Regions from separate parts of the Homo sapiens genome. Here region 1 is linked to region 2. A link is an interaction called in ENCODE POLR2A ChIA-PET data of the cell type or tissue named here. Cell type or tissue: Caco-2. All regions are shown on one strand. Each heading gives the region's core, and the rest is flanking DNA. Links, peaks and the distances in the headings are about the cores only.

What was found. ChIA-PET counts read pairs that join two places held together with the same protein. Peaks named below come from ENCODE experiments on the same cell type or tissue, not always from the same donor. Only the 100,000 strongest peaks of a DNase experiment are listed, where the experiment ranks them.
Region 1: POLR2A ChIA-PET joins it to region 2 with 7 read pairs; 2 of 35 experiments call an interaction of 5 or more read pairs at or near these places.

Annotation. Positions count from the first base shown.
Region 1 is chr2:208,499,316-208,504,699 of GRCh38, forward strand. No RefSeq gene overlaps it. Among named protein-coding and RNA genes, the nearest start is that of PTH2R, 95 kb to the left of the region's middle. In Caco-2, for the core only: no CTCF peak of the experiment used is centred there; a DNase peak (open chromatin) is centred at 2,076.
Region 2 is chr2:208,226,393-208,231,776 of GRCh38, forward strand. No RefSeq gene overlaps it. Among named protein-coding and RNA genes, the nearest start is that of IDH1, 26 kb to the right of the region's middle. In Caco-2, for the core only: no CTCF peak of the experiment used is centred there; no DNase peak of the experiment used is centred there.

The sequences.
Region 1 (5,384 bases), core at 82-5,081, 270 kb after region 2:
GACCAGCCTGACCAACATAGTGAAACTCCATCTCTACTGAAAATACAAAAATTAGCTGGGCATGGTAGTGGGCGCCTGTAATCCCAGCTACTCAGGAGGCTGAGGCAGGAGAATCGCTTGAACCCGGGAGGTGGAGGTTGCAGTGAGCCGAGATCTCACCACTGCACTCCAGCCTGGGCGACAGAGCGAGACTCCGTCTCAAAAAAAAAAAAAAAAGAAAAGGATGGATTCAGAAGCTGTCATAGGTCAGAGGAGACTGGCGACACATGACAACTAAATGTTAGATTTAGTACATTTGTTACTTTAGGTGGGTGATGGGACAGAAAGCAGAGATTAATATTAAAACTGGTATATCCAAATAAAGCCTGGAGTTTAATTGTTAGCAATGTGCCAAATGTATAATGGTAATGTAAAATGTTAACCATGAAGGAAACTAGAGGTCAGGTATATAAAACATCTGTACTATTTTTGCAACTTTTCTATGAATCTAAAACTATTCCAAAATAAGTTTATTTTTAAAAATCTCACTTTAGCAGTTTAGGAATAAATTTGGTAAATAATCATGAATACTATAGTCCAACTCCACTTGAGTTTTTCCATATCAAATATTTGATATGATTGGGCTGACATATCACAAAAATCACTCACCAAGATTCTTTAGTTTATAAATATATACAATATCTATTCTACATTTGAGAATAACTAAAAATTACTGAATGTTTTTGTCTGAAAGGGTTAAATACTTATTTTTAGCTGTTCCCATATCAAGCCTTCTGCCTCTTTCAAATTCAGTAACTACACTATAAATTTTCCAGTTTTAATTTGTCTGCATGATGTTATATCTTAGATGAATTTAGCAATGTTTTATTTAAATGTAAGCGTTTTGAGGCCCTTGAGGAAAAATGATAAACTCTGAAAGTGTAGTCGGTGGCCTTAGCTTTAGGAATCTTCCCTTCATCACAGTTATTTTTGGTAAAGCTTCGTTGCCACCTCCCACCTTCCAGATCTTTGAATGCCATTTTTATTTTAGCTGAATTTCTATTACACTGAAAAGTAGTTGGTAAAATGTCATATTTAGAGTTCAACTCCTGTAATTTTATTGTATTGGTTGTAATATTTGTAATATCATCAAGCATATCACAAGCACCTCTCTGCAGATTTCCTGTTTGACAATTGCTCTTTTGTGAAGTTATCAGTTTCTATCATGCAATCTATTTTACATGATTTTCTTTGTAAATAAAAGTTACAATAATCCCATTGTCCTCTCATTATAATTTTCATACACATACACATTTATTGATTAGAGCTGGAGATAAGTAAGGAGGAGAATTTATTCTTTGTAGAGTGTTAGGCTGTATGTTTATAATTTTTGAAACTGCCAACTGAGCAACAGGGGTATGTCAATTTATTCTTTCATTTAATCAACACCTATTGAACTCTGACTAAAAATTGTAAGTTTAAGACACAGAAATAACAGACTGCTCTCTGATTTATAAATTCAGCTGCTCTCAAGAAGCTCACAGTTGAATTTATTTATTTATTTAAATTAAAAAAAATTCAGTAGCTTTAGGGATACAAGTGGTTTTTGGTTACATGGATGCATTGTGTAATGGTGAAATCTGGGCTTTTAGTGTACCCATTATCCATATAGTGTACATCAGTGGTCCCCAACATTTTTGGCACCAGGGAACGGTTTTGTGGAAGACATTTTTTTCCACTGACTGGAGTCAGGGGTGGGGGGATGGCCTCAGGATGATTCAAGCACATTACATTTATTCACTTCAGTCTATTATTATTACATCATAATATAGAGTGAAATAATTATACAACTCACCATAATGTAGAATCAGGGAAGCCCTGAGCTTTTTTCCCTGCAACTAGACAGTCCCATCTGGGGTTGATGGGAAACAGTGACAGATTATCAGGCATTCAATTTTCATAACGAGCATACAACCTAGATCCCTCAAATGCACAGTTCACAGTAGGGTTTGCACTCCCATGAACTCTAATGCTGCCGCTGCTCTGACAGGAGGTGGAGCTCAGGCAGTAACGTGAGCCATGGGGAGTGGCTGTAAATACGGATGAAACTTTGCTCGCTTGCCAGCTGCTCATCTCCTGCTGTGAGGCCCAGTTCCTAACAGGCCATGAACCGGTACTAGTCCGCTTGGGGGTTGGGGACCCCCAGTGTACATTGTACCCAATAGGTAGTTTATCCTCTCCCAAGCCCCTCCTTCCCTCCCCCTTTCTGAGTCTCTAGTGTTCATTATATCACTCTGTATGCCTTTGCATACACATAGCTTAGCTCCCACTTATAAGTGAGAACATTATTTGGTTTTCCATTCCTGAGTTATTTCATTCAGGACAATAGCCTCCAGTTCATTCAAGTTGCTGCAAAAGACATTATTTCGTTCTTTTTTATGGCTGAGTGTATTCCATGGTGGGTATATATACCACACTTTTTAACCATTCATAGGTCGATGGTCTTTTAGGTTGATTCCATACCTTTGCAATGCTCACAGTTGAATTTAAAAATTGTTATGAGAGAAGACAGTTATGAGGGTGCAAAGGAGGGGAACTTCGTTTAGATATGGAGGTAAAGTGGAATCCCTAAAAGAGATAAGAAATGAGCAGGCAGAGAAGTGAGGAAGACGTTCCAGGCAGTTGAAATTTAGACGGGAAGCTACAAAAGTGTGGGAGAATTTAGTACATTTGGGGAACTGCAAAGTTTCATGACGAAGTGTGATCTGGGAAGGAGGAGACATAAGCAACAAGGCTGGAGAGGCAGGGGAGAAGAAGATCGGGAAGGGCTTTTATCCCCTACTATGCCAGTAAAGGTGGTGAGGAATCCCTGACAGGTCTAAGTAACAGTTTTTTAAAAAAAATTTTAAAGACTTCATTTGTTTAGAACAGTTTCAGGTTTGCAGCAGCTTTGAGAGGAAGGTATAGAGATAGCCCATATATCCCTGTCCGCACAGATGCATGGTCTCTCATTATCAATATCCTCCACCAGATGGTACATTTTTAAAAATAGATGTTCTTACATTAAGCCATCATTATCACCCAAAGTCCACAGTTTACATTAGGGTTCAGTCTTGTTATTGTACATTCTATGGGGTTGGACAAATGTGTAATGATATATTCCACCACTGCAGTATCATGCAGAGCATGGTTTATTGGTATCTCACTGTTATTTTAATTTGCATTTCCCTAGCAACATATGATGTGGAGCATCTTTTCACATGCTTATTTGCCATTTGTATACTTTTTGGTGAGGTTTCTGTTAAGGTCTTTGGCCCATTATTTAATTGGGGTGTTTACTTTCTTATTGTTGTGTTTTAAGAGTTCTTGGTATATGTTGGATAAAAGCCCTTTATCAGATGCGTCTTTTGCAAATATTTTCTCTCAGTCTATGATTTAGCTTTTCATTCTGTGGATAATGTCTTTCATAGAGTAAAAATTTTCAATTTTAATGAAGTCCAGCTTATCAGTTATTTATTTTATTGACCATGTGTTTGGTTCCATATCTAAAAAGTCATCACCATACCCAAGGTTGTCAAGGTTTTCTTTTATGTTATGTTCTGGGAGCTTTACAGTTCTGCATTTTACATTTAGGCCTGTGATTTATTTTGAGTCAATTTATATGAAGGGTTAACATCTATGTCTGATTCTTTTTGTTTTTTCTTGCATGTGAATGTCCAGTTTTTCCAGCACCATTTGTTGAAAAGGCTCTATTTTCTCCACTGTATTGCCTTTGCTTATTTGTCAAAAATCAGTTGACTTTATTTATGTCAGTCTATTTCTGGGTTCTGCTTCCTGTTCTATTGATCTATTTATTTTTTCACAAATACCACACTGTCCTGATTACTATAGTTTTATAGTAAGTCTTGAAGTAGGATACTGCGGGTTTCCAGCTTTGTTCTTCTCCCTCAATGTCATGTTGACTATTATGGGTCTTTTGCTTCTTTTTATACCCTTTGGAATGAATTTGTCAATATCTATAAAAAACTTGCTTGAATTTTAATAGGGAATTCATTGAATCTATAGATCAATTTTGGAAGAACTGACATGTTGACAATATTGAGCTTTCCTATCCTGACAAAGGAGTATCTCTCTACTTATTTAGTGTTTCTTTGAATTCCTTCATCAGATTTTGTAGTTTTTCTCATAGAGATTTTGCACATATTTTGTTAGATTTATGCCTAAGTATTTTATTTTTGGGGGGATGCTTATGTAAATGTTATTGTGTTTTAAATTTCAAATTCCACTGATTTATTGTAGGCATATAGAAATGCAATTGACTTTTACCTTGTACCCCACAACCTTACTATAACCACTTATTAGTTGCAGGGTTTTTTGGTCAATTCTTTAAGATTTTCTACATAGACAATCATGTTATCTGTGGACAAAGATAGTTTTATTAATTCTTTCCAATTGGTATACATTTTATTTCTTTTTAATGTCTTAATTCATTACTTAGGACTTCCAATAAGCTGTTGAAAAGCAGCAGTGAGAGGGTCATCATTCCTTAGCTTGACCAATCTTAGTGGGAAAACTTCAAGTTTCTGACCACTAAGTACAATATTACTATAGGTTTTTTTGGTATATTTTTAAAAAATCAAGTTAAGGAAGTTCTTCTCTATTTCTACTTTACTGAGAGTTCCTTATTTTGAAATTGGTATTGAATTTTGTGTTTGGATTTTCTGCATCTATTGATATAATCATATGCTTTTTCTTTTTTAGCCTGTCGATGTGATGGATTACATTAACTGATTTTTGAATATTAAACCAGCCTTAAATACCTGGGATAAATCTCATTCAGTTGTGACTTACAATTCTTTTTATATATTGTTGGATTTGATTTGCCACTATTTTGTTGGGAATTTTTGCATAAATGTTCATGAGACATACTGATCTGTAGTTTTCTTTTCTTATAATGTCTTTGTCTGGTTTTGGTATTTGGGTTATGACAGCCTCATAAAATGAGTTGGGAAGTATTTCCTCTGCTTTTATCTACTGAAAGAGATTGTATAGAACTGGCATAATTTCTTCCTTAACTGTTTGGTATAATTCACCAGTGAACCCGTCTGGGCTGTGTCCTTTCTGTTTTGGAAAGTTATTCATTATTGATTCAATTTTTTAAATAGATTATAGGCCTATTCAAATAGTCTATTTCTTCTTGTGTGAGTTTGGGCAGGTTGTGTCTGTCAAGGAATTGGTGTATTTTATCTAGGTTATCAAATTTGTGGGCATAGAGTTGTTACTTTATTATCTTTTTAATGTGCACGAGACCTATACTGATGTTCCCTCTTTCATTTCTGATATTGGTAATTTGTTTTCTTAGCCTGGCTAGAGGCTCATAGACTTTATTGATCTTTTTAAAGAAT
Region 2 (5,384 bases), core at 189-5,188:
TCATTGACCATCTGTTGTTCTTGTTTTGCTATTCCTGTCAGAGAGTGTCTATTTTCAAGATTTCAATAGCTGTCTATATACCTGGTCCTGGCTTCACTCCTTCATCTTCAAATACTGCTTGAAATCCTCCAATTTGGGGGTTCTGCCTATTTCACACTCATTGGGTTCATAACTGAGCTCATTGCTTTGGAAGCAGCAATCTTCTTGGAACTTCTGTACTTTTGACAGGGGTCCCTTGATTCATTCATCCAGACTCAAAAAGAGTGATCTTTAAAATGCACTTCCTTCATTTTATTTTGGAGATTATCAGTGAAATCTCTGACCACTGAATGGATAATGTGGACACTAATATACTGTCATTCCAGAGAAGCCATGTGCCTAAAATTCTCCCCTGTGTCAGAGGGAGTTTGTGAGGCAGTCACATCAGGCCTGATACTTTTCCAGTAACTGCCAGAGGAAATGGCATATGCGAGCGATGTGGCAGTCATACTGTGTCCGGAATTGGTGGGTTCTTGGTCTCGCTGACTTCAACAATGAAGCCGCGGACCCTTGCAGTGAGTGCTACAGTTGAAGATGGTGTATCTGGAGTTTGTTCCTTCAGATGTTCAGATGTGTCTGGAGTTTCTTCCTTCTGGTGGGTTCGTGGTCTCGCTGACTTCAGGAGTGAACCTGCAGACCTTCACAGTGAGTGTTACAACTCTTAAAGGCAGCGCATCTGGAGTTGTTCGTTTCTTCCCATGGGTTCATGGTCTCGCTGGCTTCAGGAGTGAAGCTGCAGGCCTTTGCAGTGAGTGTTACAGCTCATAAACGTGGCACAGACCCAAAGAGTGAGCAGCAGAAAAATTTATTGTGAAGAGTTAGAGACAAAGCTTCCACGGCAGGGGAGGGGACCCGAGTGGATTGCTGCTGCTGGCTGGGGCAGTCTGCTTTTATTCCCTTATCTGGCCCCACCCACATCCTGCTGATTGGTCCATTTTACAGAGAGCTGATTGGTCCATTTTGACAGGGTGCTGATTGGTGTGTTTACAATCCCTGAGCTAGACACAGAGTGCTGACTGGTGTATTTACAATCCTCTAGCTAGACATAAAAGTTCTCCAAGTCCCCACTAGATTAATTAGACACAGAGCACTGATTGGTGCATTTAAAAACCTTTTGCTAGACACAGAGTGCTGATTGGTGCATTTACAATCCTCCAGCTTGACATAAAACTTCTTCAAGACCCCACCAACTCAGGAGCCCAGCTGGCTTTGCTTAGTGGATCCAGCCAGCGGGGCAGGGGCAGAGCTGCTGCAAGTCCCACGCCGCATGCCTGCACTCCTCAGCCCTTGGGCAGTCAATGGGACGGCAGGGCGCGGTGCCCCTCAGGGAGGCTCTGCCCGCACGGGAGCTCACATGGCATAGGGGGGAGCTCAGGCATGGTGGGCTGCAGGTCCCGAGCCCTGCCCCAGTGGGAGGCGGCTGAGGCCCGGCGAGAATTTGGGCATGGTGCGGGCGGGCCGGCAGTGCTGGGGCACCCAGCAGCTGCTGGCCTGGGTGCTAAGCCCCTCACTGCCCTCGGCCAGTGGCTCCGGCCGGCTGCTCCAAGTGTAGGGCCCACGGAGCCTGCGCCCACCCGGAACTCGCACTGGCCCATGAGCGCCACACGCAGCCCCGATTCCCGCCAGCGCCTCTCCCTCCACACCTCTCTGCAAGCAGAGGGAGCTGGCTCTGGCCTTGGCCAGCCCAGAGAGGGAGTCCCACAGTGCAGCGGCGGGCTGAAGGGCTCCTCAAGTGCGGCCAGTGGACGCTGAGGCCGAAGAGGCACTGAGAGCAAGCAAGGGCTGCCAGCACGCTGTCACCTTTCAATACCGCTGAACTACATGAGGTAATCACAACTGTGGAAAAGGGCAAGAATTAAAGTACTAATTGTACAGATCAAGATGTTGCTTATCTTGCCATAGCTTTAGGATATTTGAAGAATGTGTTCATAGAAAATGAGACCCAAGTTAACTCCAAATAAGTTCTGAAAAGCATTCCCATTATAATAGTAAAGAATCATACTGAAACACTGTCACAAAACCAGTGACTCAAAACCCAAGCTGTCTGACGCTCAGCAATGGTACAATTGCAGTAGCCTGACCTATAAAAGTACCCTCACCTAGAGGTTGTGGGTCCTATGGGACACTGATTTACCAAGATAGTGTCAGGATTAGCAGACATACTCCAATCTACTTGTTGGATGAATTAGGTTCAAAAATCAAAGAAAGGAAAAAAAACCCTTCTGTAAGGAAGTAGATGCAGATGGAAAGGCCAGATTAAAAACACTGGCTGAGCTCCAAGTTGTAAGTTTTCATGGAATAGAACAAGAGCATGGTAATTAATTTGCAGTAAAAAATAAGTCACCAACAAGCAGGGTATTTCAAACAATAAAAATACAAACATGATCAAAAGAAAAGTAAACTTGCTGAGTAATTCTAACAAAGGGAGTTACTGCAGCCAGGAAATATGGAACATTTTAAATAGGTAAGAATAGCTCTAGAATATTAGAATAATATTTCAGGGTCAAAGTTAAGTTGTTAGCTTTTTGTTTTTTGTTTTTTTTTTTTTTGAGATGGAGTCTCGCTATGTCACCCAGGCTGGAGTGAAGTGGCGTGATCTGGGCTCACTGCAACCTCTGCCTCCCACGTTCAAGCGATTCTTCTGCCTCAGCTTCCCAAGTAGCTGGGACTACAGGTGCCTGCCACCACGCCCAGCTAATTTTTGTATATTTAGTAGGGACGAGGTTTCACCATATTGGCCAGGCTGGTTTTGAACTCCTGACCTTGTGATTCGCCCGCCTTAGCCTCCCAGACTGCTGGGATTATAGGCATGAGCCACCGCGCCCAGCAAGTTGTTAGTTTTTAATCACGTATTTTAAACATTTTGGAGTTTACTCAAAAAATTCAGAGTTAAACCCTGTAGGAAATGACTGAAAAGCTTCTGAAGTGGAAAAAAAAAAAGGAGAAAATTTTGAAATTGGTAAAAATTTAGTGACTAGAACATAGGAAAATGTGATTCAGTTAGACTGTCTTGAACGTTAGTCTCTGAGCATATAAATAATGTGCAAAGCATTATTTTCCAAATAAAACAAAGCAAGACCAACTAGGAAAAGGATAATTCTCATGTAGAAATCAAATGAAAGCTTTAAAACCAAATACTCCTAACAAGAAAGTGTCGTGAAGTCATCCAGGTAAAGGAATGTAGGTCCAAAAAGCCCACTAAAGACCCTCAAATGTCTTTACTCATAATACTTAGTATATAGTCCAGTTAAAATTCCAGGGCAGAGCGCCTTCCTGGAGAGAGGCTTTATAAGCTTATATTTGGAAAGGTTAAAGATGATTTGAAATTGTGTCATCTATCAAAGGCAAACCAAGAGGCTTTGTCAAGAGGGTGAGCCTACACTGCAGAGAAAGTTTTTGAATTTGTTCCAGAAGAATGTTGTCCTATGCAATTAGTCCAAGGGATTAAGAACAGGTTTCCTAATACACTTTTAAAAACTTTTTATTATTAAAAAAGGATGCAGGCTGGGGGCGGTGGCTCACGCCTGTAATCCCAGCACTTTGGGAGGCCGAGGTGGGTGGATCACGAGGTCAGGAGATCGAGACCATCCTGGCTAACACGGTGAAACCCCGTCTCTAGTGAAAATACAAAAAATTAGCTGGGCGAGGTGGCGGGCGCCTGTCGTCCCAGCTACTCGGGAGGCTGAGGCAGGAGAATGGCATGAACCCCGGGGGGCGGAGCTTGCAGTGAGCCAAGATCACGCCACTGCACTCCAGCCTAGGTGAAAGAGCGAGACTCCGTCTCAAAAAAAAAAAAAAAAAAAAAAAAAAAAAGAATGCAGTAAACCACACAAAACAAGTGTATAATGTAGTAAACCATTACAAGGTACTCTTGTAATCATTACCCGTATAAAGAAATGGAACACAGCCAGCTGCCCTAGAAGTCCTCATGTGCCTATCCCAGTCATACTCTGTCCCTGTTCCCATTATTACCTGAAAGTCCATCGTGTGGACTCCATAATTTAGTCTCAATAATAGAATTTGAAAGTCGATATCCCCATCTTTCCAAAAGGTCAGTAACTGGTGACAACCCTAGCACCCTAGTACCTTCCTTTGCTTCTACCCCAGACTTGTTTTTTAAGTTAAGTAAGTCTCCAGTCTCTGGAGATCCATCTTGAAACAGGCGGTCTTTCAACAATACTTTCTGCTGAGACATTGTCTGGTTAGATCTGGAAAGGAACGCGTGGACCAATACATTCTATTGGTAGAAAAGGAGCATCGCACATGAAAGCTCTTCTCGGAGGAAGCCTCACTTAAGAAAAGTGAATCATACTACTAGGTGGCTTAATATACAAGACAGTATACCCAAATTAACTGTTTGCAAAATATGTTACAATCCTGAGACAACCCAGCTTGATAGGATTCCCACTGGCCAAATCTGAGACAATCTAAGCATCAAAATACATGAAGATGGCTGTAAATTACAGTCCATTGAATAAAATAAGAATCTGTGAGTCCAGGCTGGGCACAGTGGCTCACGCCTGTAATCCCAGCACTTTGGGAGGCTGAGGCAGGTGGATCCCTTGAGTCCAGGAGTTCGAGACCAGCATGGACAACGTGGCGAAACCCCATCTCAACAAAAAAACACAAAAATTAGCTGGGCATGGTGGTGCATGCCTGTTGTCCCAGCTACTAGGGAGGCTGAGGAGGGAAGATCACTTGAGCCTGGGAGGTTGAAGCTGTGGTGAGCTGTGAGCATGCCATTGCAGTCAAGCCTGAGTGACAGGGCAAGACCCTGTCTCAAAAAAAAAAAGGGATCTGTGAGTCTATACCAATAATACCAATATAGATGAATGGAAGGAAGAGAAAGCTGTTCTTTATGGTAATATAAATATATACTCTTTTTATGCTAATGTGTGATAATTATAGAAGGTGTGATGGAGTTATAAAATCATCAATGGACGTTGAAACAATGGGTGAAGCTTGATGATGAGCAGTGTGCATACACAGCATCTCCCTACACGTTACTTACATTTACAAAGGAGAGAACAGTAAATTCACAAGGCAGCTACCACCTTCACCAAATAAGCAAAGCTAATTTCACCAACGTGAGGACAAACCAACATTATGCATCCTTCCCCCTCTTCCCGTATTGTCATACACTGAGAAGGATGCTGTATCACTTGACAAAGATACAGTTTTGCTTGGTCGAACTTTAGTCAGGCTTCTGAATCTTCTGCTAGGTCCATCTGTGTATTTTCTCGTAAAATCCAGTTTTAGCAAAGGACCCTGCCAAGTCACTTTAGCAAGGAACCCCCACATTATTGATATCTGATCATCTTCAGTGTGTGATCATATTCCTCATC